2 separate regions of the Homo sapiens genome follow, and region 1 is linked to region 2. The links are chromatin loops, found by intact Hi-C in ENCODE. Cell type or tissue: PC-9. All regions are shown on one strand. Links, peaks and the distances in the headings refer to the core of each region. The heading gives the core; the rest is flanking DNA. Region 1 overlaps WWC2 (WW and C2 domain containing 2). Region 2 overlaps WWC2 (WW and C2 domain containing 2).

Region 1 (12,314 bases), core at 2,961-10,960, 83 kb before region 2:
TAGTATCACTGGGTTATCAGCTTTGTTGACTTACTGGTCTAGGTGTAATTTTGGGCTGGTTGGTAATTCTGTCCATACCATATGTTCTTTTCTTATCTGCTGCTTATCAGTGTTTGAGTTTGATAAAAACAGATCATTTACTTTCTGTTTTGTTTTTTTTTTTTTGATACCGGGTCTCACTCTGTTGCCCAGGCTGGAGTGCAGTGGCGTGATCATGGCTCGTTGCAGCCTCAATCTCCCTGGGCTCAGGTGATCCTCCCACCTCAGCCTCTGGAGTAGCTGGGACTACAGGGGTGCGGCACAACACCTGGCTAAGTTTTTTTGTACTTTTTGTAGAGTCAGGGTTTCGCCATGTTGCCCAGGCTGGTCTCCAACTCCTGGCCTCAAGCATTTCTCCCATCGTGGCCTCCCAAAGTGCTGGGATTACAGGCGTGAGCCACCACGCCCAGCCAGATCATTTACTTTTTTCCTTCTTTGTCTCCCTTCCCCTTTTCTGCTAAATGACATAGCTAATGATATTTCTCATAGGACAGCATGACTAGAAACCAGTATTTAACTTGGCAGAATGTTTAACATAACATCAGTGCCCTGGTTTGCTATTGTAGATTGAAAGACTACAAAACTAACTTGATTGTCTAACTCTACTTTCAGTCCTTCATTTACCCCTGAAGGTATGCCTGTAGAACGTATGTAGATGCATTCTTGAGAGATTTCCTAGTGTCTCATGTGTAAGGAGCTTGTGTGTGTCTGCATCACTAATGTTTTCATAAAATTGATTCTAAGTTATTTGAGAATAGAGACCTGCTTTGTGTGTGCCCCTTCATGCTCTGTGCTTAGATTGCCTGTCCCCACAGGGACACTTAACACGGCGGAGGCCTGTACCCATAGAAATGAAATGTATGCATTTGAAGGACCTTTTCCTTCTTCCAGTAACCTCCATAATTTGTCCCCAGCTTACTTTACTGACTTCACCACCTAGTCATTCACTCAGTCACTCATTCATTCATTCAATCAAACTATTCGTCACACATTTATTGGAAACACTATATGCCTAGCACATACATTTCGGGGACACGGTGTTGAATGAAATAGGTGAGATCTCTGTTTTCATGGATTTTATATTCTACTTTGGGGAAGGCAAACAGATTCTAAAGATAGTAGTGAATTTGCTTTGATTAAAATAAACAAGATGAAGTGATAATAGTGTCGGTGGGAGCTGCTTTGGGTTAGGTGATCAGGAAAGGCCTTTCTGAGGAGCTGGCATTTAGCTGAGCTATGAGGATAAGAAGGAGCCATTCATGTGAAGATCTGGGGGGAAGAGTGGTCTAGGCAGAAGAAAAGACTAAACAGAAGTACTAGCCCTGTGCTTTCCACTATGATACCTTCTAGGAGTATGTGGCTATTTAAATTTAAACTAGTTAAAATTAAGTTAGAAATTTAGTTCCGCCGGGCACGGTGGCTCATGCGTGTAATCCCAGCACTTTGGGAGGCCGAGGCAGGTGGATCACCTGAGGTCAGGAGTTCGAGACCAGCCTAGCCAACATGGCAAAACCCCATCTCTACTAAAAATACAAAAATTAGCCAGGCGTGGGGTGCATACTTGTAATCTCAGCTACTTGAGAGGTTGAGGCAGCAGAATCACTTGAACCTGGAAGGCGGAGGTTGCAGTGAGCTGAGATTGCACCACTGCAAATACAGAACGTTTCCATCAGCACAGATTGATGTAGAAACAGAGGGAGGAGGGTCTTATGAAATGAGGCAGAGAAGTATTAGGTTGGTGCAAAAGTAATTGCTTTCAATGCAAAAACCACAATTACTTTTGCACCAACCTATAGAAAGGGGTCCTATCATGTATGCCTTGTAGACCATCAAGATTTTAAGGTTGTTTGGGAGCTATTGGAGAGTTTTCAATTGAACTGAGGTAAGGTGGGGCCTGTGTGTGTGTGTGTGTGTGTGTGTGTGTGTGTGTGCGCGCGCGTGCGCGCGCACATGCACGTGCATGCAAGATGATCTTACTCATTTTTGTTTGTTGGTAGAGACAGAGCCTCAGTATGTTGCCAGGCTGGTCTCAAACTCCTGGCTTCAAGCAGTCCTCCCTCTGCAGCCTCCCAAAGTGCTGAAATTTACAGGTGTGAGCCACTGTGCCTGGCCTTTCTTTTTTTCTTTTTAAAGATCTTATTTTAAAAAAGAGATCACTACTCTATGGAGAAGGAATTACAGATTTTTTTTTTTTTTTTAGTGAGATAATCTGGATGAGAAACAATCAGAGCTTGCACTAGAATGATGGCTTTGGCAGTGGGAAGCAGTGAGTGGATTTGCTTTTACCTAAAAAACCTATGTTTTTTTGGTAAAAATGAAAGAACTTGCTCATGATGTGGGTACATGAGGCTTGAGGAAAAGAGAGAATAAAAGAGTTACCATTAGGGAAAGACCGAGGGAGAATGTGGTTGGTTGGTATCCATTTGGATTGCTAATCCAAAGTTCTGTTTCCGATGTATAGGTGTGATAGAGTTTGAATATGTGTCCCCACTATTGTAATTTGTAATTCCTAGTTGGAGGTAGGGCCTGGTAGGAGGTCGGGTAGTGGGTGAGTTCTTGCAGTATCTGGTTGTTTAAGTGTACGGCACCACCTCCTCCCCCCGCCATCCTCTCTCTTGTTCCTGCTCTGGCCATATGATGTGCCTGCTCCTCTTTTGCCTTCTACCTTAATTGTAAGCTTCCTGAAGCTCTTCCCAGGAGCTGAGCAGGTGACTGGGGCCATGCTTTCTGTGTAGCCTGCAGAAGTCATAGGTCCAATTAAACCTCTTTTCCTTATAAATTACCCCATTTCAGGTGCTTATAGCAATGCAAGAAATACAAGGTGTGAGACCCCTATGAAGACATACAAATAGAGAAATCTAGTAGACACCCAGATATAGAATCTTTTGTTCAGGAGACAGCTCAGAGCTAGAGATACTAAATTTGGTTTATACATAGGTAGTATTTGAAGTTGTGGGATGGGATGAGATTACTGGAAGAGAGGAAAAGGAGAGGTTCCAAGATTGAGCCTTGAGACATGGCAATATTTTTTGTGAAACCTTGTTTCAGCTAAGATGGTTTATTTGTTTTCACTGGAACATACCTTTTTTTTTTTCTTCCAACGTTTATTTCAGGTTCACAGAGTACACACGTGGATTTGTTAATGTGGGTAGATAGTGTGTTGCGGGGGTTTGGTGTACAAATTATTTCATCACCCAGGTAATAAACATAGTACCCCGTAGGTTGTTTGTTTGTTTGTTTTTGTTTATTTATTTTTGAGCCAGTCTCATTCTATCGCCTAGGCTAGAGTGCAGTGGCAAGATCTGTGCTCACTGCAACCTCTGCCTCCCGGGTTCAAGCGATTGTCATGCCTCAGCCTCCTAAGTAGCTGGGAATAGAGGCGTGCACCACCACACCCAGCTAATCCCCATAGGTAGTTTTTTGATCTTCACCCTCCTCCCACCTTCCACTCTCAAATAGGCTGTGATGTCTGTTGTTCCCTTTTAGCTTCCATGTGTACTCAGTGTTTAGTTCCCACTTATAAGTGAGAACATGCGGTATTTGGTTTTCTATTCCTGTGTTAATTTGCTTAGGATAATGGCCTACAGTTCCATCCATGTTGTTGCAGAGATCATGATTTCATTCTTTTTTGTGGTGCATAGTGTTCCATGGTGTATATGTACCACATTTTCTTTATCCAGTCTACCCTTGATGGGCCTTTAGGTTGATTCTATGTCTTTGCTATTGTGATTAGTGCTGCAGTGAACATAAATGTGCATGTGTCTTTGTGGCAGAATGATTTGTATTCCTGTGGGTATATACCCAGTAAAGGGATTGCTCGGTTGGATGGCAGTTCTGTTTTAAGTTCTTTGAGAAATCTCCAAACTGCTTTCCACAGTGGCTGAACTAGTTTACATTCCTACCAGCAGTGTTTAAGCATTCCCTTTCCTCTGTAACCTGGACAGCATCTTTTGACTTTTATCTAATAGCCATTTTGACTGGTGTGAGATGGTATCTCATTGTGGTTTTGATTTGCATTTCTCTAATGATCAGTGATGTTGAGAATTTTTTCATATGCCTTCTTTTGAGAAATGTCTGTTCGTGTCCGTTGCTCATTTTTTATGGGGTTGTTTGTTTTTTGCTTGTTGGTTTGTTTATGTTCCTTATAGATTCTGGATTTCAGACCTTTGTCAGATGCATAGTTTGCATATATTTTCTCCAATTCTGTAGGTTACTCTGTTGATAGTTTCTTTTGCTGTGCAGAAGCTCTTTAGTTTAATTAGGTCCCATTTGTTGGTTTTCTTTTTTGTTGCAGTTGCTTTTGGCCTCTTTGTCATGAAATCTTTGCCAGGGCCTACGTCCAGAATGGTATTTCCTAGGTTTTCTTCTAGGGTTTTTATAGTTTTAGGTTTTACACTTAAGTCTTTAATCCAGCTCTAGTTGACTTTTGTATATGGTGTAGGAAGGGGTCCAGTTTCAGTCTTCTGCATATGACTGGCCAGTTATCCCAGCACCTTTTATTGAATAGGAAGTACTCTCCCCATTGCTCATTTTTGTCAACTTTGTCAAAGACCAGATGGTGGTAAGTGTGTGACTTTATTTCTGGTTTTTCTAACATGTTCCATTGGTGTGTGTGTCTGTTTTTGCACCATTCACTGGAACATATCTTATACTTTTCACCACTGTGCTAAAGATGATGATGATGACAAGTACCATAAGTTATGTGAAGAGCCCTTCACATATTTATCTCAAGCTTCATGAGGGCAGGTATTGTGTCTGTCTTGTTCACTACTGTATTCCAATGCTCAGCTTTGTGCAAGCTCTTAGTAACTATTGAATAAAAGAAACTTTGATAGGTACCATTATTATTTCCATTTTAGGAAACTGAGACTGAAGAGGTTTAAGTGACTTGTCTAAGGGCACAAAGCTGTTAAGTGGTGGCAGAACTCAAGCGTGTCTGTCTGACTTCCAAGCTGTACATCTAACAAGATACTGCCTTCGATTCCTGCTAGGAAAGGCCTTTGGCCGCCTCCCTGGCTTTGGAAGATAGAGCCTCCTTCAGGATTTAGCTGAAGTTTCATCACTTAAAGTTTGCCTTAACAACTTAGCCACACATAATCTTCCAGTGCTTAATTCTTATGCTACCTGTTTTTAGCATCTGTATTAAAACTACATGTGTACTGTATTTTGACTCCTTGAATTAAACTATTACTTTTTCAGAATTTATTATTTTCTCAAATTAGGTTATAGGCTCTGTTTAGTTAAATCATGCACAATATTATTTATTTATCCTGCCTTGCAAGATACCCAGTACAATGTCTTGTGGATATTAGTTGCTCAAATAAATCCTAATTTGATTCTGTCATTTCTGCCTTGTTCCAGTGTTTTCAGTTCTTTTAGAGGCTGAGATCTATATGCTATAAATCCTCTTCATTCCTGTCCTGTCTCTGGTTCTAAAAACGGTTCAGTGTTGTCCCACAGCTTCTCCCAATCTAGGCTTCTGTGGAACCATCTCCTTTTCAAATGTGCCACTTACACCACCTACACTTCTGCATATCCCCTCCCTTTTCGAGACAAGTTGAACTGATCATGAAGGATAGAGAATTTTCAAAGTGATAAAGTGGAGTTCCAGCTCTTCCACATTCTTCTTCTTTTTTTTTTTTTTTTTTTTTTTTTGATGGAGTCTTGCTCTGTCCCCCAGGCTGGAGTGCAATGGCGTGATCTTGGCTCACTGCAACCTCTGCCTCCTGGGTTTAAGCGATTCTCCTGCCTCAGCCTCCTGGGTAGCTGAGATTACAGGTGCCCGCCACCATGCCCAGCTAATTTTTGTATTTTTAGTAAAGATGGGGTTTCACCATATTGGTCAGGCTGGTCTCGAACTCCTGACCTCAGGTGATCTGCCCGCCTCAGCCTCCCAAAGTGCTGGGATTACAGGCATGAGCCACTGTGCCCGGCCACGTTCTTTTCTATAGTGCTTTTTCATTAATTTAAACCCTGTTGGGTGTCTACTATAATCCAAGAAAGCCTTGATTTTACCACAAACATGTAAATTACAAAGCTTTTTTTTTTTTTGTTTAAAACACTGAGACAAGGTCTCATCTCCCTGTGTTGCCCAGGCTGGTCTTGAACTCTTGCGCTTAAGGGATCCTCCTGCCTCAGCCTCCCAGAGTGCTGGGATTACAGGCGTGAGCCACCATGCCCAGCCCGCAGACCTTGATTGGGGATCTTTTTTTTTTTTTTTGAGGTGGAGTCTCGCTCTGTCGCCCAGGCTGGAGTGCCAGGCTGGAATGCAATGGTGCGATCTTGGCTCACTGCAACTGCCGCTTCCCGGGTTCAAGCGATTCTCCTGCCTCTGCCCCCCAAGTAGCTGGGACTATAGGCTCGTGCCACCATGCTCGGCTAATTTTTGTATTTTAGTAGAGACGGGGTTTCGCCATGTTGGCCAGGCTGGTCTTGAACTGCTGACTTCGTGATCCACCCACCTTGGCCTCCCAAAGTGCTGGGATTACAGGAGTGAGCCACTGCGCCTGGCCGGTTATGGATATTTTTTTTACCTCTACTCTTATAGTCGAGCCTCAGTCTTAGAGGAAAAATAGTTTCTTTCAGTCGATTGCCACGTTATAGTTTGCTTTAAACTACTTAGATTTGGATTCAGGGTAAAGAGCCTTCATAAATAGGAAGTGATAGAAATTCAGAGGGAGTGTGGCATGTTTTTGTTGGATTTACTTATGCTGTGAAACTTACCTAGAAGTGTACAGGCAGTCACTAAACTATGGTTAAAGAGGAATCTTTTCATTTGTACATTCCTTATCCCTGTTACAGGTTGCTGCACTTTTTTTTTCTGTCTTTATGGTAGCTAGAAATATATTGTGTATCTGATTCTATGTTTTCCTACATTTCTACATTTGACTTGGTTTGAGATCAAGTTTGTGAATTTTGATTAAATGCCTAGATTATGCATGTGAAAAATCTTTTGTCCTGTGTTGCTATGAGCAACAATTGTTAAAATTAACTTTTTTAGAAAATGTGGACAAATACATGAATCTTAACAGATTTTTAAAAAGTCATCATTTAGCATTGTGAGTGTTCTGTCTATAAAATAAATTGTTACTGTGACCATAATTATCGTGGTGAAGGGAGGAATGCAGTAGAAGTGAATAATCATCAGACACATTGACAAAACATTCCTAAAATGCTATTCAAATGAGGAAAGACATTATGGGGCTGCAGCCAAGTAGCCAAGCGTTGAGTCCTTTTAGCCAGTTGTCTGACCGGGTTTACTATTGTGACCAAAAAGAAGCTGTGTGTAGTGGTTTGCATAGAAGGGTCATGATTTATCTGAAATATCTCAACTTTTTTTTTTTTTGTAATCCTGTCTCTCATCCTCCCCTGACAACACTTTACTTCATTCTTAAAGACTCCTTTTGTCCTGATGGTGTTTGTTTCATTGCTTTCTACCGTACTCCAGTCTGAATTTTACTGACTCCTAGTGATTGCTTAGACTTGCTATTTGATTCTGTTGTGTGATTTTTGATTATACTCCTTTGTGCTATTTAAACTAGCAGTGTTTACCTAAATTAGTGGTGGTAGTGAAGGACACAGGTTGGCCCATTTGAATGAAAATCAGGAGCATTGCACTGGCCCTGCCGTTAAGATGAATTTCCATGAATTCCCTCTCCAGAAGGGCACTAGGAATTTGGCTGGACTACAGAAGTTACTTCTCCAGTTAAAGGCATGGAGTCTGGGAATGGCTTAGTTTAAGGATATATAGTGATAATGTAATTAATTCTCCCACTGAGAATATAGGACGAAGTGAAGAGATGCCCTTTGTCCTCTTCCTGCATCCTCGCCTCTTCTTCAGGTCACTATTGAGAATGAACCCTGAAGCACTTGTCCTTTACACAGTTAGCAAGAAGAAACCATGACTTGCTTCTTAAGGTTTTGGAAGAACCTGCTGGGCGCCTCATTTCAAGACGGGGTATAAAGCCCCTCCTCATATTTACTTCTCTGTGTAACCATGCACTTTGCCCATGTATGTTGGAAAACAGTGAGTTTTTTAAAAACAGAAGTTTTAATTTTAAAAACTAAAAATGGACTTTTTTTTGGTTAAGATGTCAGTTTTAAAAACACAGATATAACTTAGGATAACTCCAAAAGATATTCTGAGTTATGGGTGGGAACTTAAAATGAGCACGTAGTATATTGGAGATGGATATTCATTTAACCCATTGAGGGAAGTTTTTTATGTGTAAATCATGGAAGTCTCTTAGTACTACGTTCATTTTCTTTCCACGATTTTCATTTCTTCTGTGGTCAGCCTTTAACCCCTGAGTTCTTTACTCTGATATACATCCATAGTGATAATTATATGATTCTTAAACAGTTCATTCACAGAACTTAAATTTATTTGTTATTGGGTTTTTTAAAAACCCACAACGGAAATGGAAATCATTTAAACAGCTGGTTTCATCAAGACATCAGAAGGGATATCCTAGCCGTAGAGATGAAAAATTACCTTTACAAGTATAGAAAGGATGTTTTGCTACTTTATGATTAAGTTAATAATTTAGGAAAGCTGGTATCCTTTTTGGCCTTGTAGAGGAAAATGAGGAATCAGTTAGTTGGAAAACCAGTTATTTAAACATTCTCAATGTCAGCTGCCTGAAAGGGAATGTATATAAATTTTATTGAAAAACACCTTTATTCATGTTAGTTAAATCATAGCATATAGAATGAAATACTGTGAATTGTTAACAAAGAAAGATGTATTAGTGCCCAAATACAAAGATCTCTACTGTGATTATGTTAGGGTTAAAATGCATGTACACAGATTGATGCTGACGTTTATGAACTAGAACCATTTTGAACAAGGCATCTTTATTAGTGGCTGCTTCTGGGGAGTAAGACTGTAGACTAGGGGAATAACTTGGAGATTATGGAATTACTTTTTGGGTCACTTGAAATGATTATGTGTATACTGCACTGTTTTACACATTTAATTTAAATGAAAATTCCCTTTATAGAGAAGAAAATGTTCAAATATTCAAATTTGTACAGAGAAAAATGCAAGCATTTGTTAAAATCATGATATTCCCTAAATTTCTGTTAATATTTAATATTATTTAATTTTACCTTATCTTTAGTTTTGGGGAAGTTCTCTTTAATTTTGGTATAAGTTGGATGTGAACAATAAAATACATTTATTTAATTAATGGCTGGTCTTGCTTTGTGGCCCAGGCTGGAGTGCAGTGGTGCCATCATGGCTGACTGACCTCCTGGGCTCAGGCAGTTCTCCTGCATTGGCCTCCCAAAGTGCTGGGCTCACAGGCATGAGCCACCATGCCCAGCCAGAACACATTTTAAAAAGTAACATTGTGGCCAGGAGGGGTTGCTTACGCCTTTGATCCCAGCACTTTGGGAGGCCGGCAGATCACTTGAGCCCAGGAGTTTGAGACCAGCCTGGACAACATGGCGAGACCTTGTCTCTACAAAATAATACAAAAGTTAGCCAGGCATGGCGGTGCGCACCTGTAGTCCCAGCTACTTGGGAGGCTGAGGTGGGAAGTCAAGGCTGCAGTAAGCTGTGATGGTGATCCTACCACTGCACTCCATCCTGGGCAACAGATAGAGACATTATCTCAAAAAAAAAAAAAAAGTAACATTGTGGAGGAAAATAATTAAATTGTTGACGTGTAATTTTCTGTGATGATTGTTGTGCTAATAGAGTTTGGGTGTTCTTGATCTGAAATGCTTGGGACCGGAAGTGTTTCAGATTTTGGATTTTTTTTTTTTAAATTTTGGAATATTTGCATTATATACTTCCCAGTTGAACATCCCTAAACCAAAAATCCAAAATTCATAATGCTCCAATGAGCAATTTCCTTTGAGTGTTATGTCGGCATTCAGAAGTTTCAGATTTTGGAGTATTTTGGATTTTGGATTTTCAAATTAGGGATACTCAATCTAATAGAGGTGGGTCAGAGGTATATACATTTATAATTTTGATAGATTGTTTCAAATTGTTCTTTATGGAGGTTGTACCAATATATATTCCCAGTAACCCATGAATTTATGCCTGTTCCCCACACCTTTGTCAAACATTATATTTCAAAATAGTTTATATTTGTTATAGATAAGGGAAATGCAAATTATAACTACAATGAAATAGCATTTTTCACCTATTATGAGTGAGGTTGGACATTTTTTCACTTGTTAAGAAGCTTTTTTTTTTTTTTTTTTGCGACAGAGTCTTGCTCTGTTGCCCAGGCTGGAGTGCGGTGGCACGATCTTGGCTCACTGCAAGCTTCGCCTCCTGGGTGCACACCATTCTCCTGCCTCAGCTTCCCGAGTAGCTGGGACTATAGGCACCTGCCACCACGCCCAGCTAATTTTTTGTATTTTTAGTAGAGACGGGCTTTCACTGTGTTAGCCAGGATGGTCTCGATCTCCTGGCTTCGTGATCCGCCCGCTTCCGCCTCCCAAAGTGCAGGGATTACAGGCGTGAGCCACCACGCCCAGCCAAGAAGCATTTTTTTTCTGTGAACTAGATTTCATATTCTTTGCTCTTTATTTTTATTGGAAAGTTGCTATTTTATTACTGATTTATAAATGTTATTTATGTATTAGGCAAATTATAAAATCAGTGGGGCAAGAATGGATTATTTAATAAATGGTGCTGGTACAATAGGCCATCTGTTAGTATATTAAAAAATAAAATTCAGATCCCTATGCCTTCCCACACACACAAATTAGTGCATCGATTTATGCCTAAAATCAACAAGGAGATACAGATTTTAAGCTATTAGAAAATTATAGGTGGATGGGTATCTGTATTTCATAGTGGATTACAATAAAATTAAAACTCTGACATGACAAAAGGCATAAATTAAAGACAAAAGGGGAAATGTTTGCATATAATCAGTAAAAAATTAGTATCCTGAATGAATAAAGATCTGTATTTTATTTTATTTTTTTTGTGACAGAGTCTTACTCTGTTGCCCAGGCTGGAGTGCAGGTGCGATCTCAGCTCACTGCAGTCTCCGCCTCCCAGGCTCAAGCGATTCTCGTGCCTCAGCCTCCTGAGTAGCTGGGATTACAGGCATGCACCACCACCCCTAGCTAATTTTGTGTTTTTAGTAGCAATGGGGTTTTGCCATGTTGGTCAGGCTGGTCTTGAACTCCTGGCCTCAAGTGATCCACCCAACTTGGCCCCCCAAAGTGCTGGGATTACAGGCATGAGCCACCGTGCCTGGCCAAGATCTGTATTTTAATAAGTAAATGAGAAAGAAGAAAATGGGGTAAAAGTAACAGCCAGTTCTCAGAAGAGAACAGAGTGATCAATGAATATATGGAAAGATCTCAGTTTCATTAGAAGTAAGAGAAATGCAGAGTTAAACTGCAATGAAAGACCATTTCATTTCCATGACATTTACCAAAATTAATAGGCCTAACAACATCAGGTATGGAGAGGATGTAGGGAAATAGGAACTTTCATCATTGTTGATAGGAGTGTGAGTTGATATTACTACTAAGGAGAGCCGTTGGCACAATGTATGTCAGGTTAAACATTTGCATCCTGTTCAGCTCAGGATTCCATTTGTGTATCCTAGAGAAACTCTTGCATGTATGTTCAAGTAAGTTCATTGTAGCTTAATTTGTAAACCCAAAAAATTTTGAACAATACAAATGTCTGTCAATGGGAGATTGTATTAAACAATTTTTATGGTTTAATTACAGAGTGCTATACAGCTGTTAAAATAAATGAACTTGAATCTTCCTACAAATACCAACATAGACAAATCTCAGTGACAGTGTTTAGAGAAACACAGCAAGTTTCAGGTGTGTGTGTGTGTGTGTGTGTGTGTGTGTGTATTTCATGTAAAATTTAAAACCCCACAAAACTAAGGCATATAGCATTTATGGATATATACATAGGTGGTCAAGATTTTAAAACAGGAATGCTCTACCCCAGCATCAGGATAGTGGTTTTCTGTGGGGAAGGAAGAGTGTAAGGGGGTCTATCCTGAAAGATATCTACAGTTCTTTGTTTTTTAAATCTGAAGGCAAATATAGCATAATATCATTTCTTAAATCTTGGTGTTATAGACATACATGTTTATTGGCCTTCATATTTTTTGACATATATTAAATATACATTTTGAATTTTCCACATGCCTTTTCACTATACAGAGATAGTTTGTGCTTTACACTATTAATATGATGAATTTTATTAATAAATTTAAATTTAAAAGATTTCCTAATTTTGATATGAAGCTGGATTCTATTTGTTAATTTTT
Region 2 (12,314 bases), core at 2,484-10,483:
CTCCTCTTTCTCAGTGAAGGAGGCATTCCTCTGGACACCTCCACCCCTACAGATACCTCTTAATAACTTTTCTATTTCATCATTCTCTCCTGTTTGGTATCTTTACTAGTTATTTCCTGATTTTAAAATGTTCTCCCACCATTTCTATTAATAAATGATTCTTTTGTCTTAATGTATAAACACTGGAAACTCTCAAAACAAAACCAAAACTGCAAAAGAAATACAAACAGATGGCATTAAACTCCCTTTCGTCACCCTCTCAAAACCATCCTTCAACCAGAATCCCTTGCCAACTGTGGTTGCCTCCTCTTCCCTTCACAGCCAGACTTGCTGAAAGCTGTAGTCTGCAAGAACTCCACTTCCTCCATTGTTCTCCACCATCTCACAGAACCTGTTCTTGCTGAGGGCACCCGAGACCCCACGATGTAGTTTGGATATTTGTCCCATCTAAATCTCATGCTGAAATGTAATCTCCAGTGTTGGAGGTAGGGCCTGATGGGAGGTGATTGGATCGTGGGAGTGGATTTCTCCTGGTTTAGTGCCATCCCCTTGGTGCTGTCTTTGCTGCAGTGAGTTCTCACGAGATCTGTCTGTTTGAAGGTGTGAAGCATCTTCCGCTTACTCTCTTGCTTCCTCTCTCACCACATAATGTGGTGCTCCCGCTTTGCCTTCCGCCAAGAGTAAAAGTTCCCTGAGGCCTCCCCAGGAGCCCAGTAGACACTGGGGCCGTGCTTGTATATCCTGCAGAACCGTGAGTTAATTAAACCTCTTTTCTTCATAAATTACTCAGTCTCAGGTATTCCTTTATAACAAGGCAAGAAGGGTCTAATACACCCTACAAACTATCAAATCCAAACAACACTGTAGTCTTGTCTCTGTGACTTGCCACTGTGAGTTATTCCCTCCTGCTCTTTACTCTTTGGATTTTGTGACATACTGTTCACATACGTGACCACACCTGCCCAGCTTTCTTTTGCCTCTTTCTTCTTCACCGGGACCTGCTGTCAGGATTTCTGTAATAGTCTTTAGTCTTCTGCTGTTTGCATGCTGCAGATCTCCTTGGGTGATAACTTCAGTTACTTCCTTCAGACTGCTGGCTGCCACATCTGTCTAAGTCTTTCCCAGAGTCCAGATGCATGTGTTCTATTCCTTGCTAGAAGGCTCTTCCTAGTCTGCTTGCACCGGCCTCTCCTTTTTCATCTCCTGCCCTGCCTGGCACTGGAGGCCTTTAGGAGGACCCTGTGCCTCCTCAGCTGGCTGCCTTTCTTTGCATCTGTAGAGTCTAGCCTGAGCACTCTCTGCACAGCCCCTAGGCCCTCCCTTTGTCTGAAGGCCACATCCTTCTAGGGGCAGTCTGCTCAGGTGCCACTGCTTCCCACAGGCCTTCTCTGATACCCACCCCTCCACCTCACAGGTCCCCGTCCCATTCTGGTCGAGTGCCCCATCCAGATATTTCCAGAGGACCAGGTGCATAGGGATTTTTTTAAAAAGCATTTTCATATTGCATTTATATTATTTTTTGTATGTTTTCCTCACTAAATTGTGAGCTTCTTAAGGGCAATGACTGCATCTTTTATGTTTTCATCGCTGGGCAACTAGTATAATGATAAACTCTTAAAATGTTAAAAAGAAGAGCTTTATTGCTTAACTCAGCAATCAAAAGCTTTCTGTTATTTAAAGGAATTAAAGTACATTTCAAGTATAAATTATGTGTCAAAAAACACCATTTTGAATATTTTAAAACTTCACTATTAGAATATAAAATTTTAAGTCTGCTATTTTGCTGTAATGGTAATGGTATTCTGGTGATCTGTTGTACCCAAATGACCGACAGCAAACAGTTCACCCACTGAAAACGATCTGGTCCATTGTCTCATTAATCTTCAAGACATTCCTGTGAAGTAGTTTAGGAAGCAAATGGTATTATCTTCTCAAACAGCTGTTCCACACATATGTTGTGTTCTGACATCGTATAGTTTCAGCATCATTTTCTCATTATTTAAATAAAAAATGAAATAAGGAATGTTTGGCTGTTTAACACTATTTCTAAGAAACACTATTGAATATTTAGAAGTAAAAGATTTGACCTTGACTGTGAAAGTTATTTTAGGCCATCAGTGTTGTATGATCATATTCACCTTCCAGTGGGTATATGTGGAGTGGGGGTGTAGATATCAGTGAGGGATGTTTGCAGCTAACTAGAAGGTAAATAAGGAGGTATGGTTTATAAGGTTTTGATATTATTAATACAACCAGAAGTAAATCACTTTTTGGTAGAGTCAGAGTTGTACTGTAATTTTTTTTCTTTTAGTAATCAAGGTTTCATTTACATACACAAAAATGCACTGATTTTAAGCGTGTATTTTGGGTGGACTTTGACGTATGTATAGTCCTTTGTAACTTGCCCCCGCATCAAGGTACAAACTTTGTCCGTCACCCTGGTAAGTTCTGTCCTGCCCCTTTCCAGTCAGCCCTCCCTACTGCGGCAGACATTGTTCTGATTTCTATCACCATAGCTTAGTTTTGTCTGTTCTGGAACTTCATGTAAAAGGATTGTGTTCAGTTTTGGGAATAGATTCTTTCAGCGTGTTTTGCAGTTTGCACCTGTAGTCCCAACTACTTGGGAGGCAGTTTGCACCTGTGGTCGCACCTACTTGGGAGGCTGAGGTGGGCAGATTGCTGGAGCCTAGGAGTTCAAGGCTGCAATGCGCTGTGATCACACCACTGCACTCCAGCCTGGTTGACAGAGTGAGACCCTGTCTCAAGAACAAACAAACGAAAAGTAATGGTATATAGGAGAAAAGTAGAAAATATAGATAAATGAAAAGAAGAAAAATTATCTATGTTCATACAACCCAGAGTTAACTAAGTATTCTAAATCTTCTGACGTGTATCCTTCCAGACTTTTTCATATTGATACACACATGCACATATACACAGTTTCTTAAAATTTATTTTTGTTTTCATTTTTTGGGGGTAGAGATGGCATCTCTCTGTGTTGCCCAGACTGGTCTTAAATCTGACCTCAAGGAATCTCCCCACCTCACACACAGCTTTAAATGTATTTTACATCGCAAATGGGATTATATTATATATACTGTTTTATAAACTTTTTCATTTAATGTATAATTTTCACCAAAAAATTTTTTGCACCATGATATCAATTCTTTTGATAATAGAACTTCACATTTCTGTCAGATGATTTTCATAGAATATAGTCAAGATTCTTTGAAGCTGAGCATGGTAGCTCTTGCTTGTAGTCCCAGCTACTCAGGAGGGTGAGGTGGGAAGATCGCTAGAGCCTAAGAGCTCAAGGCCAGTCTTGGTAACATATAAGACCTCGTCTCTTTAAAAAAAAAAAAAAAAAAAAAAAAAAGGTTCCTTTTGTGCTCTTGCATAAAACCCTTTTGTGGCACATTACTGCTTTCAAAATGAGTTTCATATTCATTTACTGGACATTCAAGAGATCATAGGCTAGTCCTTCTTGGGGTATTGGTAAAGAAATGAGAATGTGTAGTGAAATAAGGAAAGGACCACCACCATGCCAGGAGAAGATGGGGAAACATGAAGAAGCAGCCTTTCCATTCTAAAGAGTGTAGCCACATCTACTTGGAGAAAGTGCTTTAAGCTGAAACCAAAGAGATGACTGAGTTAACCAGGCTGGAGAAAAAGACGGTGGGGAAGAAGGAGGACCACAAGTAGATTCAAAGGTCTCAAGAAGCAGGACTTGAGGAAAGCAGGACTTGAGGAAAGACATGCAGGAAATTCAGTGCAGCTGAAGGCTGGTGTGACTGGGGTAACCGGGGGTTTTGACTGGGGCAGGGAACGGGCCAGGTTCTTTTGTCGGGAATCTTTCAAAGCCCTCTTTAATTAAGCCTGTTCCACGGAACTGTACTCTTTTCAGCCAGAAGAAACGCATTTGTCTCTAAACTGCCATGGTACTAGCCACTCATACACTAGCCATGCACATAGCCATTCTCCGCTCAAGGCATTAATTGTGTTCTGCGTACATCTATGTCACTATTTCTTCTACATTTTGTAAGTTTCTTGGAAGGAGGGATCATGCCCGATTATCTTATTTTTCCAAACCCTGTAGTAGATGGCCAATAATTGTCTGTAGAAATTAACGAACAAATAATAAATGAATATAGCAGATACTTTATAAAAAGGAAGATAAGGAAAGTTACTTATATTCATTTGATTTATTCTTCCTAAGCACAGTAGGAAGAACAGAAATATGCATTATAGACAAAAAAAATCTTCTTTGAAGAATCTAATGTTATCTTCCATGATAAGCTCTTGTAATTCACATGTGTTCTCTACCTATAAAGTTTCACATCTATAAAACTGATGGAATGTGAATTCCCTTGAGGTACAGGGCATTTTGACAGTATTATATATTGCTTCTTTAATATAGTAGAAAACAGCAAATTATATTATAATGCCATGAGCTCCCAAGGCCACTGGGTCTTAATAAAAAATACCACATTTGTGTAATATACTTGAGTATTTACATTTAAAAAATAATCTTCACAAATCTATTCTGCAAATACAACGATGGAGATGAAGCACCATCCTGCTTTATGAAGCCTTCTAAGGTGGCTTTGGGAACCCTCTTTTGTAGTTCATATTTGAATTGTGCAGTATTTCAGAAATGAGAATGCTTCCCACTGACTCTCTTGTAATATGCGGTGTTTAAACCAGTCTACTGGAGTGTTTTTCCTGACCTATCCAAGACAAATGCTGATAGTTTATTATCATCATCATTATTGCCCTTTATTCATTTAAGTGTCAGTCAGTGTTTCGTGGCATTTTAGCCAGTGACAAGTATTTTATTGAAATATACCGTGTCCCCAAGATGGAGGGAAATATGATTGGCTGAAACCTCAAAAGATTGAGAGAGAACTGAGAGTACATATCTTATAATTATTATAACTTAAGAACATTTCAGATTTTTAACATACATTTTTAATTTTTATTATCTCTTTATTAGTTTATTAATTATATATCTCATTGTCACAAATTGTTCCAAAACTTAGTGGTTTAAAATAATATTTATTATCTCATGGTTTCTGTGGGCCATGAATCTAGGCAAGACTTAGCTGGATACTCTGGCTCAAGGTCTCTGTGGTAGTTTGCAATCAAGGTGTCAGCCAGGCTGCAGTCATCTCAAGGCTGACTGGAGAAAGATTTGCTTCCAAGCCACTCGTACGGTTGTTGGCAGGATTCACTTCCTTGCTGGCTGCTGGCCACAGGCCTCCCTCATTCCATGCCACGTGGGCCTCTCCACAGGACAGCTCACAACGGGGCAGCTTGCTTTGTTAGAGCCAAAAAGCCAAGAAGAATCAGGGAGAGAGAGAGTGAGCAGGACAACAGCACAGTCTTTTGTAACCTAATCTCAGAAGTAATATCTTGTCACTTATTCTATGTTCTGTTCATTAGAAGCAAGCCATCAGATCTAGCGCATACTCAAGAGGCATAAATTACTAGGAGATGAGGATTATTGGGAGTCATCTACAGTTCTGAAAACTTTTGAAGACCACACATTTATGTTCGTTAGAGGATGAATTCTGTACTTTGAGGCAGGTTGCACTCACATATATAAATATTGGAAATAGATATAGGTATTAAATATTAGGATATTCAGAGACCTGAGTTATAATGAATATTTGAACCTGAGAAGTTTGGACTCTTATTGACTGATCTCTGCCCATCTCCCACATTCTCCAGATGGCTGGGCTGCCTTGTGGTGGTGATGTCCTTGAAGATTCTTGGCTGGAGGGTCTGTCCATCCTGTACATCTCTTGTTTAGACATCAGCTCTAGCATACAGTTTGTTTGTTTTTTTTCACAGTTAGGTGAGATATACATCTTCTGCATATTTAAATATTTACATCTTTAAAATTAGTGTTTAAAATACTACTTTAGAGAAAGCTCAACTTTAGCCAGTGAGTGTGAGGCAAGAGCTCTAGGTCTAAAGCAGTGGTTGCACTGTGCCCGTCCGACTCAGGCCATTTTGTTGATCACCCAGGGCTTCTCTTGGCCTCAAAAGGACCCAGCCTTCACAGCCTGAATCACTTTAGCTTAGAGTCATCCCTTATCCCTAGAGGCCAGGTTAAACACCCACAGAACCAGTCTGGTCTCTGGAAATTCCTGTGGGCCAAGTCAGATGCCCTCTGACTTATTAACGAACAAATAACAAATAAATATAGCAGATTATTCTCTAGGTTTTGACTTGCTGTAGCTCTTGGGGCCAACCAGAAATACTTCGTTGGGCTGCATTAAGATTGAGATTACCAGGCAAAGCTTTTTGAAGACAGTATATGCCCCTGGGCATTCCAGAAAATTGATAGTATTTCTATTCTAATCTATCAGGAACAGGTTCTTACGTTCATATAGTGGCCAGCCCCATGGCCCATCTTGTTTTGATTATACCCAGGATTTAATTTATAGAGGTGACTGAGTGATGATGGGAAGAGGTCAGTGCCATTGAAAGAAGTTTTATTATAGTTCTCAAGGGAAGGGGGCATACTACACCATTCTGGGCCACATAGTGGGGAAGCGCTTGGGTTGGTTGGAAGGCAGAAGGAGCAGAGGAGAAATCATGGCCCAGAGCCTGTATTGTGGTTTCCTGGGGAAGGAATGAGTGAGGCAGGGTAGGCAAATCTGAGCAAGTTTAGGATTGGCTAGGTTGAATAATTTCGGCAGACTCTGGGTTATGGGAATGGTCTCTAGTTGTCCAGTATCTTCTCTGGGGGGTGGTGTAGGGCAGGGGAAATATTGGTTTGGAGTCTGAGTTAGATAAAAGAGGAGGTTAGGGATATGGGCTTTTGGACTGTTGGTTTACATATGAAGGATGGGCTCATGGGAGTCATTTGCTATCTCTAAGAATTAAATTAGCCCTGGGAGGGGCAGTCTCTTCCCAGACAGCAAGGCCCCCAAGACATCAAAGCATCATAAAATATATAAAATTTTAAAAAATGATCAATACACCATCCACTGACAAATGGAAAGTGCAACATTATGTGTCATACTAAGAAACTTTGAGAAGAAATATTTTCTTGATTGTTTTTCGGTCTCATCTGCTGATCTGCCCCTGACATCTTGTATAAATACATATGTGGTGGAGTGTGCAAATTCCACTAAAGGAAGAGGGAGCAGAGTGGATATAATTTTATAATTTATTAAGTTACAAGTCTCTTTTTTCTCCGGTGTTGCTGCCATGTGCACAGATTGAGGGGAAGTGTTGAGCATATGTATATATAATTCATTTGTTACAGCTGACTCTATCCCATTTTCATCAGCTGGTTCAAGCCAGGGTAGGTTAACATGGGTGCAGAGTGATCTGTGGAGCCTTAGTTCTAGACACAGATGCTCTCTGGAGTCAAGGCTGGGGAAAGGAATGTGACTTTATAATTTCTTTGCTTTTGCAATCTGAGTATCAGAGACAGTGTTATAGCTTACTAGCGTTAAAGGCTTTTTATATTTTGCAGTATCTCATTTAATCTTCCAAACAGCCCCCTGAATTAGCTCCATTTTATTAAGGAGGAAATTGAACCCTGGAAAGGTTTAAGAACCTGCTCAAGGTCACACAATTTGTAAATGACACACCTGAATTTGAACCCAGTTAGACTGAATACAGGGTTTATGATCTTAACTACTGGGATATTACATCTCAGTTCTTTTTTCCAGTATTCGTATTCTTATAACTTCCTCAGGACTCAAAATAATTCATTTGCTTTTTTTTTTTTTTTAAACTTTCATTATGACCTGAGTCTCAGTATTCTCAATGTACATTCCAATATGGAATCATTTTAATTATTCAGGTATTAGGTGGAAGGAAGAGTTATCCCTCCTTTTCCTGTTTAGTTTTTCACAATGCGGGTACCTCAGCCCTTCTGAGGTACCCGCATTATCACCCAGGTGGTAGTGCTACCATATCATTTTGTTTTTTTCTTCTTCCTCCTGCACCTCTGTACCTCCTCATCCCCTTCTAGTAATAAGTGCTGAGGTTCTTATTGGAACACTTTCCTTTTATATGTTCCATAGTCCTTCTGTATCCACTCCTTTCATTTCCAGTGTGGCCTGGGCTGACTAATGTACACTCTCTACACCCCTAAGAAAGGGGTTGTGGAACTCTGAGTGGGCTGTGGAAGTATTTTCAGGTATGATATGACATCAAGGGCTTAAAATCTAAGAGTACTGTTACTAATGGTACACAAAAATGATTTTATTGAGTCAGTTAGGCTGTGCCTTAATCTAATTTTGTTTTTACAATAACCAGAGCTGCGTATTTATTCAGTTCTCTAGTAGAATCTTAGAAAACAATTGCTAGAACTTGCCGTTACATTTCTCTATTAATGACAGGTTTATTTTCCTTTTTTGTTTTCAAGAGCGATTCTTCCTCTCATTTCTCCCCTGCCTTGCCCATACACACAGTGTTACTAAGAGCCGCCATCACAGGAGGGTATGAGTAGTACAGTCCAAGACCAAACTTCTTCAGTTTCCATTTGCATAGATTATACAAGGGTATGTTGGGTTGAGTTCTCTCAGAAGCAAACCCTAAGCCAAGAATTTAAGTGAAAGTGGTTTATGAAGGAAATCCCAGGATAAACCAGTAAGGAAATGAGGAAAGAAAGAAAGTGGAGGGAAAAAAACAGCTGAAGGTTTTATTTCTGCAAAGTCTCTGACTCCACATGATTGTGGTGGCTCTAAAGTACAATTTCTACCTCAGAGTTTGCCCTACCTGGGAGTTCTTTCTGTCTTCTTCACTTGTCAGTCATTGGCTGCAGGTGAGTTAGCGAAGTGCTCTAGAGCAGTCAGACATCCATCAACAACAAACAGCAGGCTGTGGCAGAAAGACCCGAGAATACCAGGATAGGACACCAACAGTGTCTGCTACAAAGGCTGCATCAGAAAATATTCGTCCATATTTCAGCCTCTTTTTACAATCGAGAGACATGAGAGTAAGAGAGGTAAAATACTTAGAGTCTCACATCTGGCTAGGTGGATATGGAACCCACACGGCCTTACTCCCTAACCAGTGCTCTTTTCAACAGCTGGTAGTGGCAAAGGATTTTATTGCTGTTCCATTATACCTCATTTCTCTTTATCAGTCATCATCAGTCATTCATTTGAACCTTGTAAAGCATATTTTAATAATAAACTGTAAATCAGCTTTATTATTATATACAAATACATAAATTGCATCTATTTTCACTATACAATTCATGAGTTTTGACAGGTGTATACCATGTAACTATCACAATAATCAAGATAGGGAACATTTCCATCCCCTCAAAAAGAGCTTTCTTCTTGCTCTGTTGTAACAAGTACTTCTCAGTACTGCTGGGCCCAGGCAATCACTTTCTGTCATTGGATTGGCTTTACTTTTGCCCGAATTTCATATAAATGGAATCATACAGCATGTGGTCTTTTGTGTCTGGCATCTTTTCACTCAACATGTGTTTGAGAGTCTTATATATTGCTGTTGAGTATTTTGTTTCATTTTATTGCTGAGTAGTATTTTATTGTATGGATATACCACAGTTTGCTTAGCCATTACCTGTAATAGTTTTGTCTATTATGAATAAAGCTGCTAATGAGCATTTGTTTAGAGGTCTTTTTGTAGATACATATTTTCATATCTCTTGGGTAAATAACAAGTTGTAGGATTGCTAGGTTGTATGGTAATTGCTAAGTTGTTCTCCAAAGTGATTGGACCATTTTAGATTCCCGGTAGCAATGAATGAGAATTCCAATTGCACCACATCCTCTTCAACACTTGGCATTGCCAGTTTTTAAATTCTAGCCATTTTACATAGTGAGCAATGGTATCCCATTATAGTTTTGACTTGTATTTCGCTGATAATTAGTGATGTTGAGTCTCCTTTCATCTGCTTACTGGCTATTTGCACAATAGTCAGTAGATGTGCAGGTTTATTTTTGGACTCTATTCTGTTGCAACATAGCTGTTTTATCTAGATTATGCTTATTCCATCCTTTCTACATTTCGAGATCTGTTTCTATTGACTGATTTTTCTCCAGATTATGGGCCATATTTTTGTGCTTTTTATGTTGGTAACATTATAGTGGATGCTAGACATTATAAAGTTGGTTTTGTTGTTGTTGTTTTCATTGAGTGCTAGGTTTTGTGCCTTTTAGGGAGTTTTATATTTTTTTTCTTCTGACCGGCAGTTAAGTTACTTGCTGACCAGCTTGGTCTTTTAGAAGCTTGTTTCAAAGCTTTGTTAGGTTAGGTTCAGAGTAGCCTTTACCCTATGTCTTATTTAGCTCTGTTGTTAAGGTGTAACTTTGCTGTGGTCTCCACTGGATTCCCTAGATGTTCACTGTGGCCTTTCTCCTCTGGCTGGTCATAATTTGAAACTGTCACAGCCCTGTGTGAGCTCGGGGAATTTATCTGCCTATAGCGTCCCAGTTGTCCTTTGCCTGGCCTTGTGCATTTCCCGTTGTCATCTCAGCATTCACTCACAGACTTCTTGTGACCCCTGTGCAAATTTCTGGAACTTCTCCAGTCTCTGGAGCTTCTACTGTGCTTTGCTTTACAAATTCCACCTGTCATGGCTTCCGTGAAATCTGCTTCCCTCTCCCTGCAATTCAGCAGTGCCTCCTTTCTCTGCTTGAGTTACCCCTCTTTGCACTGCTGTCCAAAAAGTGCTTTCAGACAGAAATGTAGGGTAATCGTGGGGTTCATTTCCCTTCTCTCAGAGATCACAATCCTGTACTACCTGTTGTCCAACATCTGAAAACCATTGTTCATATATTTTATCTTCTAGTTACAGTGGCCCTGTTATTCCACCATGGCCTTCTTTGTGTTTTGCTTTGTTTTTTAAAAATCTCTATTAACCTTTTGTGTATCAAGCTTCATGTGTTTTCTGTATTAAAGCCATACTTCTTTTTGTCCCAAATTATCCCCTGTTTGTGTTTGCTGTTGTTGGGAGTGGGGTCCACTCGGATACAATATCCTGCTAGAGACGAGATCTTAAGTCACAATACCATAGTTTTTATGCCTTTGAACTATTCCACTTTTATTTTAAAACATGTATTACTGAATACTACACACAGAAAAGTGCATAGACTGAAATAACATAGTTTAACAAATATTTTAGAAGTGAACTGTGTAATTTCGATGGGTGAAAGAAATAGAACATCAGCATCCAGGAAACCTCTTTTATTTACTCTGTCCCATTCTCAACCCCTTCCTCTACTGGCAAATGGCCACTCTCCTTTCTTTCACAGCAGAGGGGTCCAGTACATGTCTGCAGACACAGGGGGATAGCTCTTAACCAGCCTGCACTAACCATCACCAAAACTGTCCGTTCTCTTGTATACACCATGGTATCCCAATGCTGGACAGCAGTACACTCCAACTCCTTGGCCCAACATGTGGTCAAAAAATATGTTAATTTTAAAATGTGAGAACATAAAATGTTTAGGGTAATCTGATTCTTTCATTTTTGTTTTTCTTCATGTTTTGTGGCCCCTACTGTAGCTTCACCACACAGTAAAGAATGTGTTTGGAGTTTATAAACTGAGCATAAGCTGCCATGGAAGACAGAGGATAAAGGGCTGACTTGCAGATGAGGTGGCTGGGGCACCTTCTGGAGGAGGCAGCATGTGAATGCTGTTGCAGAACACTGGTTCTTGGGCTCGGCTGCTCAATGGAATCACCTGAGCAGCTTTGAAATCTACCGTGCCTGGGTTGCATCCACAGAAACTCTAGTTGGTCTGGGTTTTTTTTTTTTAAAAGGGTCTCTGGTTGATTGTAGTTTGTGGAAGTGCAGAAGCAAGAACCAGGGCCTTAGGCTAGAGCATTCTGTATAAACAGGACCAGGGTTCTGTTTGTTTGTTTATTTTTAAATTTCAGATCCACTGCGGACTCACTGATATTTTTGTAAAATACAAGAAAAAGTGAATTACTGGAAAAGTGAAAATGTATACACACAAAGAAATGCATAGTATTTATCAACAGATAAACAATAACTGACTAAAATCGCTATAATGATTACAAAATGTTTTCTATTTCTGTCATTACTGTTGCGGACATAAAACTGAGTTCATGGACTGGTGTTGGTCTGCAGAGTAGACCAACTTTGATTAGTGCTGATGCAGAGGGCAGTGTGTCTACAGTCCTGTATTAGGTGAATGAAGGTGGGTTGGGTCCAGCTTATGCAGGGCATTGAGTGCTGGAATGAATAGCTTGGCTTTTATTCTGTAGGCACTGGGGAGCCACAGAATTCTTGAATGATCTGATTGACAACATTGTGTGTGGTAGATTTATAGTGAGAATACACT

Evidence for each region. A loop is a pair of places that touch in the nucleus more often than their neighbours do. Peaks named below come from ENCODE experiments on the same cell type or tissue, not always from the same donor. Only the 100,000 strongest peaks of a DNase experiment are listed, where the experiment ranks them.
Region 1: it touches region 2 in a loop (2.1-fold over the local background); 3 of 110 quality-filtered maps call a loop at or near these places.

The regions. Positions count from the first base shown.
Region 1 is chr4:183,111,547-183,123,860 of GRCh38, forward strand. The region is part of intron 1 of WWC2 (WW and C2 domain containing 2); the gene reads left to right. Among named protein-coding and RNA genes, the nearest start is that of WWC2, 18 kb to the left of the region's middle. RefSeq lists enhancers at 10,703-11,203, 11,204-11,704. In PC-9, for the core only: no CTCF peak of the experiment used is centred there; a DNase peak (open chromatin) is centred at 7,245; H3K27ac peaks cover 1,335 bases.
Region 2 is chr4:183,195,440-183,207,753 of GRCh38, forward strand. The region is part of intron 2 of WWC2 (WW and C2 domain containing 2); the gene reads left to right. Among named protein-coding and RNA genes, the nearest start is that of WWC2-AS1, 39 kb to the right of the region's middle. In PC-9, for the core only: no CTCF peak of the experiment used is centred there; DNase peaks (open chromatin) are centred at 5,252 and 6,122; H3K27ac peaks cover 2,151 bases.